2 separate regions of the Homo sapiens genome follow, and region 1 is linked to region 2. The links are chromatin contacts, found by Hi-C or POLR2A ChIA-PET in ENCODE. All regions are on one chromosome and are shown on one strand. Each heading gives the region's core, a stretch centred on a gene start or an enhancer-like site at or near the end of the contact. The rest is flanking DNA. Distances are from core to core; before and after follow the strand shown.

The links. A loop is a pair of places that touch in the nucleus more often than their neighbours do. ChIA-PET counts read pairs that join two places held with the same protein, here RNA polymerase II (POLR2A). Pooled maps may share reads with other maps.
Region 1: a loop to region 2 is called in a map of K562, with 4 times the contacts of the local background. The contact joins two enhancer-like sites. A Hi-C loop is called at or near these places in 1 of 168 maps with a recorded cell type or tissue (K562), 1 of 37 single-sample maps with no recorded cell type and 7 of 50 pooled maps. POLR2A ChIA-PET finds 5 or more read pairs at or near these places in 3 of 52 experiments (K562, activated CD4-positive, alpha-beta T cell and endothelial cell of umbilical vein).

What each region holds. Positions count from the first base shown.
Region 1 is chr11:117,908,036-117,910,902 of GRCh38, forward strand. It overlaps TMPRSS13 (transmembrane serine protease 13), which reads right to left. Exons shown (of 13, transcript NM_001077263.3): 7 at 2,672-2,715; 8 at 1,771-1,933; 9 at 577-749. Among named protein-coding and RNA genes, the nearest start is that of TMPRSS13, 20 kb to the right of the region's middle. Within about 2 kb of position 1,501, at least 2 of the 41 ENCODE cell types and tissues checked have a DNase peak (open chromatin) inside an H3K27ac peak, as active enhancers do.
Region 2 is chr11:118,049,831-118,053,121 of GRCh38, forward strand. The region is part of intron 1 of SMIM35 (small integral membrane protein 35); the gene reads right to left. Among named protein-coding and RNA genes, the nearest start is that of TMPRSS4, 26 kb to the right of the region's middle. Within about 2 kb of position 1,846, at least 4 of the 41 ENCODE cell types and tissues checked have a DNase peak (open chromatin) inside an H3K27ac peak, as active enhancers do.

The sequences.
Region 1 (2,867 bases), core at 251-2,750, 140 kb before region 2:
GTGTACTCAGCTTAAGTTCTCGACTGCAGGGTAAGCAATTTGCCAGTCTAGAGCCAGGTGGGGAGAGCACTGCTTGGGAATCAGATCGACCTGGTTCCAATCCCAGAGCTACCACCTATTACTTGTGGCCTCAGGTAATTATCTCTCTGTAAAGCTCCATTTCCTCATATGTCAAATGAAGTTAATAATAGTGCCTGCTCCACAGGGTTGGTTGTGAAGAGTAAATGAAATCATATGTGTGAAATGCCTACCATAGCGTTTGGCCCCTAGGTGCTCAGTTAATACCAGTGAAAGAATTCAATCTATTGATTAAGATCAGTACCCAAGCCCTGACTCCGTCATCAATTTGTAATGTGAGATGTGTCATTTGGAGCAAACTTATTTATAACCCTTGGGCTTCAGTTTCCCTAATTATAAAACAGAAGTGTTCCATGTAAGGATCTTTAAGAGTCTTTGACTTCTGCCCTGCAGAAGCTTTGGGGCCCGGATATGAGTTGACAGATGCTGACAAGTGCGAGGGCTGCAGAGGGTGCTGGGGCTGGGGGGCAGGAGAGCGGGGAGTGCAGATTCCCTCACCGGACAGGGTCAGGGGCTTGGACAGCCGCATGAGGGCGATGTCATAGTCGTCCTCCTCATCGGTGTAATTGCTGTTGATGATGATCTCGGCAATGGAGGCTGCCTCAGGCAACTGGTGCAGGTTGCTGGTGCCCGCGTACACCTTCCAGCCCTCCAGGACCTTCTCCCGGGTCCTGCAAGAGCCACAAAGGAGCGTGGTCCAGTACCTGCCTGGCAGCGTTCACTGGCAGCCCCTGCTACCTACAGGGAGCCACAGTCAGAGCACCAGCTTGGAGGCAGGAGGATGGATAAAATGACCTCTGGAGGGAACCCTCTATCTTATCCCTGGAGTCCAAAGCAATCCCCCACAGCCCCTCAAAAATTATGAGCTTGCAGCTCTGCACCTTACAGTAATAAAGAGGGAAGGATGAGTAAGACCTCTGTGTGGCACTCCCCCCCCACTATCTCCTCTGCAAGTCACCAAGGATCAAATAGGAGACTTTGACTTCTGCCATGCTGAAACTCTGGGGCCTCGATATGAACTGACAGATGCTGACAAGTCACAGGGCTGCAGAAGGTGCTGGGACTAGGGATGGGGACACAGATTCACTCACCAGACAGGGTCAAGGGCTTGTACTGATAAGATCTCAGTATTATTACCCTCAGCAAATTCAGACAGGACAAAGTAACACACTGAACTCATTACTAGGGAGGCCAGTGCCCCTGAGGCCTGGTCCCAGAGCTCTTTCCTGCCCACCAGCCTGGGCTGTGGGCCCCCAAAGACAATAGACCAGCTGGTGACCGTTAGCAGCTGATACAGTGCCCTGCCTGCAATCCCTAACCCTCAATTTCTGGGATAACTAGGGGCTCCTCTGCTATGAGTTCCATTTGCAGGAAGCAGCAACAAACCCAACGCCTTTTTCATTTCACCCTGTTCTTCAGGGGCAGGCTCCCAGTCCCTCTTCCTGCCTGCCTCTCTCCCCCTTGGGGCCGTCAATGGGACTTTCTCATCCTTGGGCCTAGCTCGGAACAAACACCCCCGACCCACACTCTCAGGACCAGGTGAACACCCAAGCTACACCAGTGCCAACTGGCCCATGGGGGCTGGACTCACACCCAGAATCCTCCTCCACGAAGAAGTCAGTCTGCAGCCAGCCCTTCCTGGTGGTTCCCGACCCTGGGCAGTGTCAAATCACCTGCCTCTCAGGCACTTACACGAAGAAGCAGTGGGCGGCAGTGAGCACCCACTGGGCGTCAATGAGCGTGCCTCCACAGATGTGGGTGGTGCCGAAGTGCAGACTCACTTGCCAAGGCCACTTGCTATCCGAGGCCAGCGCCCCTCCCACGATCCGCCCGGTCATGGCCCTCAGTCCGCAGTCTGGAGGGAAGGAGTAGACGTACTGTGAACCCTGTTTCTCCCAGGGTTCTTTCCGAGCTCCTGATCAGGATGCCTCTGCTGTGCTCCCAGGGCCAGGACAGGCTCAGGCAGCCCCATCCTGAAGGGCACCCACCCTTCCATGGACGGGCTTTGCTCCCTTATCTGCTACACACAGCAGTTTCTGTGAGAGCAGAGCCACCACATGGTGGGGTGGCTTTCTGGGATCATTCCGCGGAAAGTTTGACCCCAGGCAGGTTCCTCTTTCTTCTCCTTCACTCATTCTTTCATTGACTTGACAAATCCTTTTGGAGTGTCCCAAGCTTTGGGCACTGTGTTGGGCATTGGGGTCATGATGGTAAGTCCCAGGACTGCCATTAGGTGCACAGGAATGCAGACCAGTTCTAATGTGACCCTGAATTGACAAGCATTATAATGAGGGTCTCTATTGTTTCTAAACATAGGAAGAATACACTTCCCCTGATGCACAGAAGACTCAGACAGCTTCCTTGGAATAAAAGGTTGCTGGGCTGAGCCCCTACCAGAGTCAGGAGAAGGGGAAATGTTACCCTGGGTGTACCGGTGCCTTACAGGGACTCCAGCCCTGAAGCAGGCCTGCTGGCTAAGACACTGTTCCTGACTTGAACCCCTGTGCCAAACACCTCCCTTGGAGGAGTGCTGCCCCTCTGCCCTTTACTCCCACACGACACTGGCCACAATCCAAGAAGAAGAACATCTTACGGGAACACTGGAGAGAGATATACCGCTGGGAAGGGCATTCAGACCTGCAGGGGGAGACACAGAAAGTGGGAAAAGGGCACATTAGCTACCTCCTCCAGGAAGCCTTCCTGATTGACTCCTGCTCAGTTCCTATCCTGTTTCCAAGGAAGCTACCCTTTGTACAGGAAGCAGGAGATTCTGAGCTTCCCCTTTCCCC
Region 2 (3,291 bases), core at 596-3,095:
TACTCCTGCCTTGGATTGCCGTCAATGTGTCCGCCGTGCAAACTGTGCCTCCCACACTAGATGCTGAGGGAGGATAGTCAGGGAGGTGTTGTGGAGACCTGTGCCACTGAGTTCAAACCACCTCATGCTGAAGTGGAGTCACTGGGGCCTAGAAGGTACCAAGGGGCCCAGGATCCTTGTGGGGAGCGGATATAGAGAGGGTCTTTGAAGTCTCTCAGTACTGGAATGAGCACAGGGCTTGCCTTCAGAGGAGTGTGTGCTGGAGCCCCAGCCCTGGGACACACCAGTTGCACAATCTCAGGTGAGCCACTCTGACCTTCCAGGTTGTCTTCCATAAAATGAAGAGGCTGGTGAGTGATGTATACCTCGTGCTATTGCTGTGAGAGTCACATGAAGTAATGGAAGAGGAAAAGGGCCTTGGGGAATCACAGAACATCTTCCTTCACCCAGGCAGCATCCCAGGCACAGGTTGCCCCACAGGCCTCCTGGGCTCCTAGGTCTGTAAAGACGGGGTGCCAGCTGGGGGAACCTAGGCCAAGGCCCCTGCCCAGACAAAGCCAAGTCTGGCTCAAGTGGGCCAGAGTCATGCACAGCCCAGGTGAGCTGGGCACTAGCACCCAGCCACTGACACCAACCATCAGCTGCCCCTGCCATCTGGAGACCCAAGGCAGCTTTGGTTCTCCGTTTATCCCCACCAGACCTTGGGCAAGAAGGTGGGGAGCAGAAACAACTGACACATACAAAGTGGCGGTCACCCATCCTGAGCACCCCCGCAGTCCTCCTGCCTCAAAGCCTCCATTTCACTCACTCTTCTAGCCCCCACCCTTGCTTCCTCATCATAAGTGCCGGCCGATGCATGCATGTTGCAGAAAATAGGATAAATCAGGGTTGCTTTGATTGGTTGCAAGTTCAGAGGCTTTGGGGTTTTGTAGATCTGCCCGAAGCATTGAAACACCTAAATACTTGGATGATTCCTCTCTCCTTTGTCACCTCTGCCACAGGGATGCATCTTGAATCCCAGACCCAGGACTTCCAAACCTTTGAGCATCCTTTGTAGAAAATGGCTCCAGTGACCTCCCCCAATCCATCCCCACCCTATCTGCAGAAGAGCTTATCTGGGGGCAGGGAAGATGCTTTGATTCATTCCATTCCCCTATTTCTGATTCTCATCCTTTAGTAAAGCAGGAGAGACAGAAGGGATTGCTCTGGGCTTTTGTGAAGATGTGTGAGGGAGGTAGAGGCAGGCTCATGTTTGCCTGTATGCAGAGCCAAGAAAGGACCAGTGGATATCGGAGGCATTGTCTTTTATTCTAACTGGTGGCACAAGAAGCAGAGAAACTATCCTATCCAGTTTTGTACAGACGATGCTATGCCTTGTATTGTTCTCTGTGGATTTATAACAAAGGCTGACATCCTGAAACAGATGGGAGTTTCTCACACTCAGGCACACAGCTTGCTCACCCACCCCTGGGTCTCCCACAAGCCAGCTCACTGCCTGGCACACAGGAGCCATTCGTGGATGCTGAAGTGAGCCATGAGGACAAGGCCATGCCTGATTCGGCACTATCCTAGCACAGTCTAACACAGCTGGATGCTCGGTTTTCTTTATTTGATTAAAGGCAACTTAAATTAGCGGCCACTTCTCTCCTCCCCATGCCCTGGATGAGACCCTCATATTGAACACCCAGCAGATCTTGCAAATCAGGGCTGAGTCTCAGCGATCCATTGCACTGGTGATAGCCTGAAATTGAGGTTAAACCCAGGCGAGAGCTCTCCCAACAGCCCAAGAAGGGGGTAACGGTGAGAACTCTCACTACAGTGCAGACAGTGTAACAAGGGCTGCCAGCTCCACCCCACCTGTGCACACCCTTACCATCAAAACACACCACAGGAAGGGGAGAATAACAAAGCCAGCCATGTCATCTGTGGTTTCACCTCTACAGTGACACATTTTCCTGTACTGGTGCCCCAGCAGGGCAATCTTAGTTTAGGTTGATACTAATACTAATACTAATACTAATACTAATACTAATACTATACTAATACTAATACTCTTGGGTTGATTGTGAACAAGAGACACGGGTGACGCAGGGAGAGTGCTAGGTGTGAGGTCCCACCTGCCAGGTGTCTGAATCATGAACCTTCTGCAGAGGGAACAGTACTGCCTGCCTCCCTAGAACATGGCGCTGATGACATGAGAGGTGTGAAAGTGCCTGGCAAAGAGCGGGAACTCTTCCACACTGTACATTGTTTAAAGCGGGAATAAGAGTTGCTGTCCAGGTTCAAAGGCAACTCTTGGAACAATGCGGGTAGCGGGTGCTCTTTGCATAAACACCATAGAAAAGGTCATCCCCACCCACGTCCCCCAACAGCTGTGCAGCTCTGCCTCCCTTTCCCCAGAGGAAAACTCAGACTCCAGTTTCCCGCGTCCGGCCTTCTACGGCTGCTCAGGACTCCAGGGGACAAAAGAAGGGCGAGAGGCAGGAGTGAGAGGGAAGTGGGTGGTTTGCTGCAAGCGGGGAGCTGCTGAGGGCAGGCTGGGGCCCTGCAGGGAAGCAGGGAGATTGTGGAAGATGTGTCTCCCACGCAGAGGAGGATTTGCCAGGAGGCCAACAAGCTAAGCTTCAAGCCGCTCACTTGTACGGACCCTTCCAAGTCCCTCTTCCTAAGTTTGTATTTATAATTTTGTATTCTTCATCTAAGAAAGCCTCAAAACTATGTAAGCCTCAGGCCCCCACAGAACCTGAGTCTGCCCTGGCTCCCACATAGAATGCTTCTCTCCTCTGAGATAAGCCCCTAGCTCTTCCCTAACGTGATCGCCTACGCCCCCTTCCTTCCAGCCACATCCCACGACCCCCACCTGGGCATTTCTCTGTCCAGCCAAACATAGGCATTGGCTTATAATGTGCCCCTGCCTGCCTCTCCTGGAACCTCTCAGCCTGGGGCACTCCTGCTCACCCTCCGAGACCCACAGCAAATACTTCCAACAATAGGAAGCCTTCTCCCAGGTCCCAGACAGAATCAACACTTCATCCTGGGTGCTGCCACCACGCTCAGCATGTCCCTCTGTCATAGCACAAATACCCCACAGGGGACTGCACTGTTGAAGGTCCACCTCCCAGCCTAGGCTGTGGTTCCTCCAGGGTCCAGACAGGCTTATCTGATTCTGTGTCTCCAAAGCCTACTAGCTCACAGCCGGGTCCGGTGGCTCACACCCGGAATCCCAGCACTTAGGGAGGCCATGACGGGTGGATTACCTGAGGTCAGGAGTTCAAGACCAGCCTGGCCAAC